2 separate regions of the Homo sapiens genome follow, and region 2 is linked to region 1. A link is a contact called in ENCODE Hi-C or POLR2A ChIA-PET data. All regions are on one chromosome and are shown on one strand. Each heading gives the region's core, a stretch centred on a gene start or an enhancer-like site at or near the end of the contact. The rest is flanking DNA. Distances are from core to core; before and after follow the strand shown.

Region 1 (4,178 bases), core at 1,054-3,553:
TGGTCTAGAACTCCTGACCTCATGATCTGCCCGCCTCGGCCTCCCAAAGTGCTGGGATTACAGGCGTGAGCCACCGCGCCCAGCCTTAATTTTGTATTTTTAGTAGAGATGGGGTTTCTCCATGTTGAGGCTGGTCTCGTACTCCTGACCTCAGGTGGTCCACCCGCCTCGGCCCCCCAAAGTGCTGGGATTACAGGCGTGAGCCACCCCGCCCGGCCAGCAGGTTTCAATAAGTATGTTGTGACAGAAAGGGCCGCTTTGTCAGCAAAGAAAGAAATAGAAAAACTCACTCCGCCCACAGTTTTTTTTAAGAGACAGGGTCTCTCTCCGACGCCCAGGCTGGAGTGTGATCACAGCTCACTGCAGCCTTAATCTCCAGGGCTCAAGCTTTCGTCCTACCCTCAGCCTCCCAGATAGCTAGGACTACAAGCGTGCATCACAACGCTGACTAGTGGTTTTTTTTTTTTTCTTTTTTTAATAGAGATGGGGTTTCACCATGTTGCCCAGGCTGGTCTGGAACTCCTGGGTTCAAGGGATCCTCCCACCTCAGCCTCCCAAATTGCTGGGATTACAGGCATGAGCCACCTCCCCTGGCCTCACTCCCTGTTTAAAGTGTCCCTGGGCCAGGTGCTGTGGCTCATGCCTGTAATCCTAGTGCTTTGGGAGGCTGAGGCGAGAGGATCACTCAAGGCCAAGAATTCCAGACCAGGCTGGGTAGCGTATCGAGACCCCATCTCTACAGAAAATTTTAAAAATTAGCCGGGCGCCGTGGCATGTGCTTGTTGTGGTCCTAGCTACTCAGGACGCTGAGGTGGGATGGTGGCTTGACCCCAGGAGTTTGAGGTTAACTGAGCTATAATTGTGCGACTGCACTTAGCCTGGGCAACAGAGAGGGTCCTTGATCTAAAACAAAACAAAACAAAACAAAAAACAAACAAACAAACAAAACGTGTCCCTGGGTCAATCAGGCTCAACCACTCGTTTTTGTTTTTTTTTTTCTGAGATGGAGTCCTGCTCTGTTGCTCAGGCTGGAGTGCAGTGGTGCGATCTTGGCTCACTGCAACCCCCGCCTTCCGGTTCGAGCAATCCTCCATCCTCCCACCTCAGCCTCCGGAGTAGTTGGGATTACAAGTGTGTGCCACCACACCCAGCTAATGTTTTTATTCTTAGTAAAGACAGGGTTTCACCATGTTGGCCACGCTGGTCTCAAACTTCTGACCTCAAGTGATTTGCCCACTTCAACCTACATCCACTCCTTGATCTGAAACACTGAAGCTACCTGCCTTGTTCAAAGCCAAAAAGCGTCTACCTACAAAGCCCTGGGGATTTTTTGTTTGTTTTATTTGAGACGGAGTCTCACTCGCCCAAGATGGAGGGCAATGGCGTGGTCTTGGCTCCTGACCTTGTGATCTGCCCGCCTGTTTTGAAGGACAAATGCCTGCACCCTTATTTGTTTGCTTTCTCCTGGGAATTTCTCTATCCAATCCTGCAGGCAAGTTGTTTTTTTTTTTTTGGAGACAGAGTCTCGCTCTGTTGCCAGGCTGCAGTGCAGTGGCGCAATCTCGGCTCACTGTAATCTCCGCCTCCCTGGTTCAAGCGATTCTCCTGCCTCAGCCTCCTGAATAGCTGGGACTACAGGCACGCGCCACCACGTCCAGCTGATTTTTGTATTTTCAGTAGAGACGGGGTTTCATTATGTTTGCCAGGATGGTCTCGATCTTGACCTCGTGATCCGTCTGCCTCGGCCTCCCAAAGTGCTGGGATTACAGGCATGAGACACCGTGCCCAGCGACAAGATAATTTTAAAAGGAGAGGGAACGTCTGCTTTTGTTGCCTTTCTCGTCTTTTGTGGTTCCACATACAACACAGCAGTGTCTATGGGCTGTCAATCGCAACATAATGCAAACAACACAATTGTCTCTGGGGTCCACTGAATCCAAATCACACACGCACCACACTTCTGCCTTTTGCACTGCTGACTGCCAAGTGAACAATGTTTTGTAGAAGCAGCAAGTGTGAGGAGAGGTGACTTCTGCCAGATGGTGCTAAAAAAGACCCAAGTCTGATACACAGGAGTCCTTCCATTAACCCATCCATGACCAAAGCAAAGTGTGTGTGGGGTGAGGGGTAGAAGGAATTGCCCTGTCTTTGCCCTCTGGGGCTTCTTCTGCCTCGAACACTATCCATCTGCCACCTAACCTGGTTTTGCCTTGATATAAATGGTAGCGGTGGCCAAGAGAATGGGGTGACAGAGGGGGGGAAACCCACGGTGTTACATGCTTTCACCCATACCCTCCAGGATGGCCCTGAGCGTCTCACACCCTAGGGGCCTGACCAGGTACTGACACTTTCTTGCCAAAGCCCTACAACCATCACCTCCCTACTGTGAAATGTGAGGTAAGTTGCTTAAACCGGCGGAACCAGTTTCCTCAACTACATAGAGGGATGATGATTCCCCCTAGCTCACAGGACCGCTGTGGGAATCAAATGAGATCACTCATGTGAAAAGCCTAGCACAACCCCTGACACATGACACAAGCACTTCAGGACATATTCATGTTCCTCCTTCCAGGACAGGGCCTTACACTGTCTACTCTGGTAAACCAGCCTCATATAAGCTCCTGGAGGCTGGCGTGTCCCCAGGGGTCAGGCCATCCCAGAAACGATGACTTGACCATAGTCACGTCATGAGGTGAGAGATTCCGGGAAGGGGCAGCAAGAGGAGAAAGAAGCGAAGGGCGCCCCAAGGTAATGTGTGCCCTACACAGGGCTCCTAGCCATAAGCACTTATGCAAGTGCGGGGCACAGAGAAAATTCTGGTAACACTCCTCCCCTCAATTCTGATCAGGTCCCAGGCTCAACTAATCAGTTCAGGGATGGGCCCTTTGCCACCTTTTTCCTAACCAAAGCCACTCTCAAGGGGAAACTTCTATTAACGGCCAGTAAGCAAGACACACAACGCTTTTTGTTTGAAGGACTACCCAGGCGTTAGTGCCCTTCCAGACCGGCTCTAGTGACTGGCGGGGAAGAAGGGGAAAAAGAATTAGTGTATCTGGACACAACACCCAGCATGTGCTAGGCAGAAACTAAGTGTGCGAAGCGGATCCCGATGTACAAAGGGGAAAACAGCGGCTGGGAAAGCCTGAGCCACGGGCTCCAGGCGGCCAGTCGCGGTCCTCCCGGCGCGTGCCCTCCTCCTCCCCGACCTGGCCGGAGCTGACCGGGGCGGGTGTAGGCCCGGGGGCGGGAGGGCTACTGGATCCCAGGTGGGGCGGGTGTAGGCCCGGGGACGGGAGGGCGACGGGATCCCAGGTAGGGCGGGGCCTGGCTCCGGGCGCGACGGCTCTTTGCTCGCAGCGCCGCGCCGTCTCGAGGTCGGGGTGCGGCCCGACCCCACGTGCCCCAAATCCCCCCCGCTGCCCTGTAAAACCTGCGGGCCCCGGTCCAGGCGTGGTCCCGCTCGCACGAGGGAGCGGTCGCCCAGGGTGCCGGGAAGTCGGGGACCGGCCAGCCGCCGACCGGCCGCACCCCTCCCCGCCGAGCTCGCGCGCCCGCCTCGTCAGCACCTTTCCCGCAGCGCAGCCCCACAGTGGTCACGAGGCGGGCGCGGCCCGGTCAGCCCTGGCTAGACTAGGCATCGGCACCACCCACCTCGCCCCTCCCCGTCCCGCTGGTTTCCCCTCCCCCTCCTTCCCCTCCCCCTCTCTGTTCTCCTTCCCCTCCCGATCCCCGGGCGGGCCGCAGCGCGCCACGTACCTGGCCCCGCCCCTGCGAGCCACGCAGGGAACCCCGGTGACGTCACCACCCTCCGGCGCTCTCATTCCCGCGCTCTCCAGAAAAGACGCGAAGGTGGTGACGTGTCCCGTGCGCCAGGGCGGCTGCGCAGGAGGCATTGGCAACTGAGCGTCCTGCGGCGCCGCCTGGTGGAAGCAAAGCAGCCGAGCCCCCCGGAAGCGGCGGCGCGGGCGAGTGGAGAACGTGACTTACGTCATCTGGCGGAGGCGTGGGGGCGGCTGCCGCGTGACCAGCCCCAGCCAGGCGCGGTCGGCGCGTTTCTCTTTCTCTTCTCCTACTCTCAGCGGAGCGGGTGGAAGCTTGATTTCATGCCGTTTATTTTACTTTGACTGTTTTCAAACCTATCAAGTTAATATTGTTAATTATAGAAAACGTGGGGGGAA
Region 2 (4,178 bases), core at 597-3,096, 560 kb before region 1:
TTGAGACGGAATCTCACTCTGTCTCCCAGGCTGGAGTGCAGTGGCACGATCTCGGCTCACTGCAACCTCCGCCTCCCGGGTTCAAGCAATTCTCCTGCCTCAGCCTCCTGAGTAGCTGGGATTACAGGCACACGCCACCACACCCAGCTAATTTTTGTATTTTCAGTAGAGATGGGGTTTCACCACGTTGGCTCCTGACCTCATGATCCACCCACCTCAGCCTCCCAAAGTGCTGGAATTACAGGAGTGAGCCACTGCGCCCAGCTGGTTTTGTTTTTTTAAAAACAGTGCACTACAATCAGTGTGGCATTGTAGAGTGAATGTATTTTTTTCTGCAATAATATAAGGATGACTAGTGAAAAGTATTCTCTAAATACGTTTGAAAATGGCCCATTTGAAAATGGACTGGCCCACCTGCCGAGTGTCAAATGAGATTGCTAAATTGCAGAGCAACGTTTTAATTCAGGGCTTCAAAAAAGGGAGTAATTTAAAAATGTACATTTATGATAACAGGTTGAAAATTGACGCAAAACACTTTCTTTAGGTTAAAAATAGATCTTTTTTGGGCTGGGCATGGTGGTTCATGCCTATAATCCCAGCACTTTGGGAGGCTGAAGTGGGAAGATCACTTGAGCCCAGGAATTTGAGACCGGCCTGGGCAACACAGCGAGACCCAGTCTCTACAAAATAATTTTTTAAAAACTTAGCCAGGCATGGTGGTGCGCATCTGTGGTCCTAGCTACTCAAGAGGCTGTGGTGGGAGAATTGCTTGAGCCCAGGTGGTTGAAGCTGCAGTGAGCCATGATTGCGTCACTGCATTCCAGCCTGGGTGACAGAGTGCCCTGTCTTTAAAAAAAAAAAAGTGCATTTTTGAAGATAAATCAGTGTCGTGTGAAAAATATTTTTTTAAAGACAAATTTTGGCTTTTGCATTTTGTAAAATTCATAAGCTACTTATTAAGTACCTAATTTACAAAATATGTATTACATCACTGATAAAGTACTTAGTAAATAAATAGCTAAATGCTGATAGAGTCTGATTCAGCAAGCCTGAGTGGGGCCCTGGATCTATTTTTTACAAAAGCCTCACAGACAACACAGATCATCTGCCAGTTTGGGGAACCACTGTCCCAGGATCAGGACATATTTCAGATCTCTTTGAAATAAGAAGTAGAAACTGCAGTATACTGAGAACACTTAGAATAGAATCAGAGTATCTCTATACATGAAAAACCTCCGTGTGTGCGTGTGTGTGCACGTGTGTGTGTGCGTGTGTGTGCGCGTGTGTGTGCGTGCACACATGCACAAGACTAAATTAAATAAACCCTACCAGTGGTTTCGGGGTGGGAGAGGTGGTGAGGAAGTTTGCCCACGCTGGCTCTTTTGGTCTGGGGAAGGAAGCTAATGACTTTGCAAATTCCTGTCCCCTAAAAAGACCTGCTACTGGGGGGTGAGGGCGGAACATCATAACCCACATTCTAAATGGCTATTCAATATTCTACAGAGAAACCTCTTGCCAGCTGTCTGCTCAAGCTAAAAGTTTGAATGTTAAAAAAATCAAGTGAAAGACACAAGGTTAGTCCACACTCCACAAACAGTGTCCAACAAGAAGTGGTGGTCAAAAGGAAGAGAAGAGACAGACTCAGATGTGGAAATAAAATTTTCTGTTCCAAAGTCATTGCAAACTTACAGAAAGAATGCTGATGTCTAGCATCTCAAAACTCTTCCCTGGAGCTCTGAGGACTCTGTTGCTGGAAGTTAAGACACCAGTGAGAGCCCCATATTACCCCTACAGGGTTATATCTGTTGACTGTGCAGTTACACCCACCGTGATCATATGTAACTGCCACAGCCACAGAACTCCTGGCAGCAATTCAAATAAAACTCCACGTGAGAGATACCAAAAGGCAACAGAAAGAACCATCAGGAGTCAGGAGGCCTAGTTGTGGTCCAAGTTCCACAAATAACAAGCTATGACCTTGAGCAAGTCACTATACTTCACTGGCCCTCAGTTTCCTTATTTATAAAGTGAAAGTGAGGGACATAAACATCTCTCACCTTTGGAGCTGGACATTTGCCACATTTTGGTGATTCTTCAGGGATATGAAATACACCAAATAACCTCCGAAATTCTATACAGGGATTTGAATTACTAATTCTTTAAAAGACAACATTGCTTTCACACTGGAGTGTGGTGGTGAGCAGAGGATGGAAGTAAATTAAAAGAAGCTCCCTGACAGGTGGGAAGTAGAGGCAGGAATTAGGGAAGCATTACTTCCTTGGGGATATTCACTCTTTATGCTCCAATCACTCTGATCTCCCTAATATAGGCACATTTTTGAAACCTGAAGGCAAAGAGATTTTCTGTTAAAGATTCTCTGAAAGAGTGTTCAGGAAGTTTAATAATTTCCTTGAAAGTCACTCCTTGTATGTCTACTGTACAAGCAGTACAAGCAGTGTGTCCACATCCTCCTGGGTCTCGGCTTCATGGCTGAAAGTCCAAAGAGCCCGTTCAGCATTAGAGCTATACCCTTAGTGGGTCCAAAGACTCACTCTCTTCACCTGCCACTTTCTTGATATGTGTACAATTTTTTCATCTGATTCTTGGCCCTGAGTCCCTTTAGAGGCAACTCACTAGGTGCCATGAGCATTGTGGTTTGTGTTTCTATTCTAAGTTGACTTCGTTCCACTTTTTCAAGTTTCTGGATATTTTTTCAAGCTACGGATCTTCATCCACAGCACAAAATGTCCACTTAAAAAAATAAAGTGGATTTCTCACTCTTTCCCCTGAATGGAAAAAAAATGTCTTAGTTGTCTCTCCAGGTAAACCTGGGGTATCAGCCATGTTCTGATAGCCAGCTTCACCTGACCACCCTTCCCTAATAAGGAACCTCTTTTACAGAATAATTAACCTTCTACACTGCTCTCCAAGCTAATGGGGAACATCTGCTTAGGAGCCCTCCATGGCTGCTTCATCTCCCTCCCCGCAAAACCCACCCGCCTCCTTCAAGAAAGGCCCTAATGATTCTGGTATAGTTACCTTCTCTCCCTACCCCCTTTAACAATCTAGCATCTTCCTTAAAAAACACAATCAGGGAATCCTAACCAGGCAGGCGTGACTCCTAAGCAGATGGCAGGCCTCATAATTAGGTCATTACATAATACCTCTTCTCTAACTAGCTTCTCTCCACCTCATTCCGAGACTCTGGGTTGATGAGCTTTACACTGTGGTTACTTTAATTATAATTCGCTCTTGGGAACTTGGTAATACCATGTTTTGATAAAAGAAAAGAAATGGGGTAAGAGTATAAGAAAGTCAGAGTCAGAAGGTTGCTTTCAGCTTCAGTTTTGAATAGTCCAGACTTGTAGGGGTAACTTTTTCTCTTGGTGCCTTGGTTTCCCAACTTGTTTCAAGTTGGGAACTTGCCTCAAGCCAATCCCCAGTTGCACTGGTTCTAATACAGGACTCAAGCTAAACGTTACATCACATGACATGATTTCTAAGGGACACTACGTCACATTTAGGTGTCAGGTCAGGCTCTTGGTGACACACCATTGAACTAGATTGCACAAGGTGGTATCCTCACGCACACAGGCAGCGACTGGTCTCAGTAAGATCCCAGGTCAGCATCAAGTCTTTGAACTCCCTCAACCTTCAACCCCAGGCACTCAGAGACCTCGATTACTCACCAGGAAATCTAAAGCCTTCCACCTCACTTCCAGTGCAGCATCCCCACTCTGGTCTCCCTCCTTCTCCTAGAGCTTTCCACACTCTAAAAATCACTGTTCCCTTTGCCCAACAACTACACTGCCTTTCTTACCAATCTGTTTTTAGGGATCCTGGGTCTCATACCCATCTCATATCTGTATGAATAGTCTACAGTGAAGAAAAGTCATCTACATACATGTTCCCATTTCCTCATCACAATAAACCCAAATTATCATTTTGTAGATTCAAAAACTGAGGTCCAGATAAGTGTTATCCAAAAAAACTACATAAAAATTCAAGCTTTAATCGAGGATTATAAGAAGAGACTATTCTATGAAAAGGAGAGATCTATAATCTCCAATTGGCATAACATATAAGAGATATTCTTTTTTAAATTAATTTTTTGTAGAGATGGGGTCTCACTTTGTTGCCCAGGCTGGTTTCAAATCCCTGGCTTCAAGCAATCCTCC

What was found. Hi-C counts contacts between places; a loop is a spot of excess contacts on that map. ChIA-PET counts read pairs that join two places held with the same protein, here RNA polymerase II (POLR2A). Pooled maps may share reads with other maps.
Region 2: a pooled map shows a loop between it and region 1 (4-fold over the local background). The contact joins two enhancer-like sites. A Hi-C loop is called at or near these places in 2 of 50 pooled maps. POLR2A ChIA-PET finds 5 or more read pairs at or near these places in 2 of 52 experiments (GM10248 and naive thymus-derived CD8-positive, alpha-beta T cell).

Annotation. Positions count from the first base shown.
Region 1 is chr2:70,138,913-70,143,090 of GRCh38, forward strand. No RefSeq gene overlaps it. Among named protein-coding and RNA genes, the nearest start is that of LINC01816, 16 kb to the left of the region's middle. RefSeq lists enhancers at 1-442, 2,067-2,606, 3,827-4,178 and silencers at 185-479, 2,245-2,539, 3,027-3,736. Within about 2 kb of position 2,304, at least 40 of the 41 ENCODE cell types and tissues checked have a DNase peak (open chromatin) inside an H3K27ac peak, as active enhancers do.
Region 2 is chr2:69,581,130-69,585,307 of GRCh38, forward strand. All of the region lies in intron 2 of AAK1 (AP2 associated kinase 1), which reads right to left. Among named protein-coding and RNA genes, the nearest start is that of AAK1, 61 kb to the right of the region's middle. RefSeq lists a silencer at 1,688-1,982. Within about 2 kb of position 1,847, at least 12 of the 41 ENCODE cell types and tissues checked have a DNase peak (open chromatin) inside an H3K27ac peak, as active enhancers do.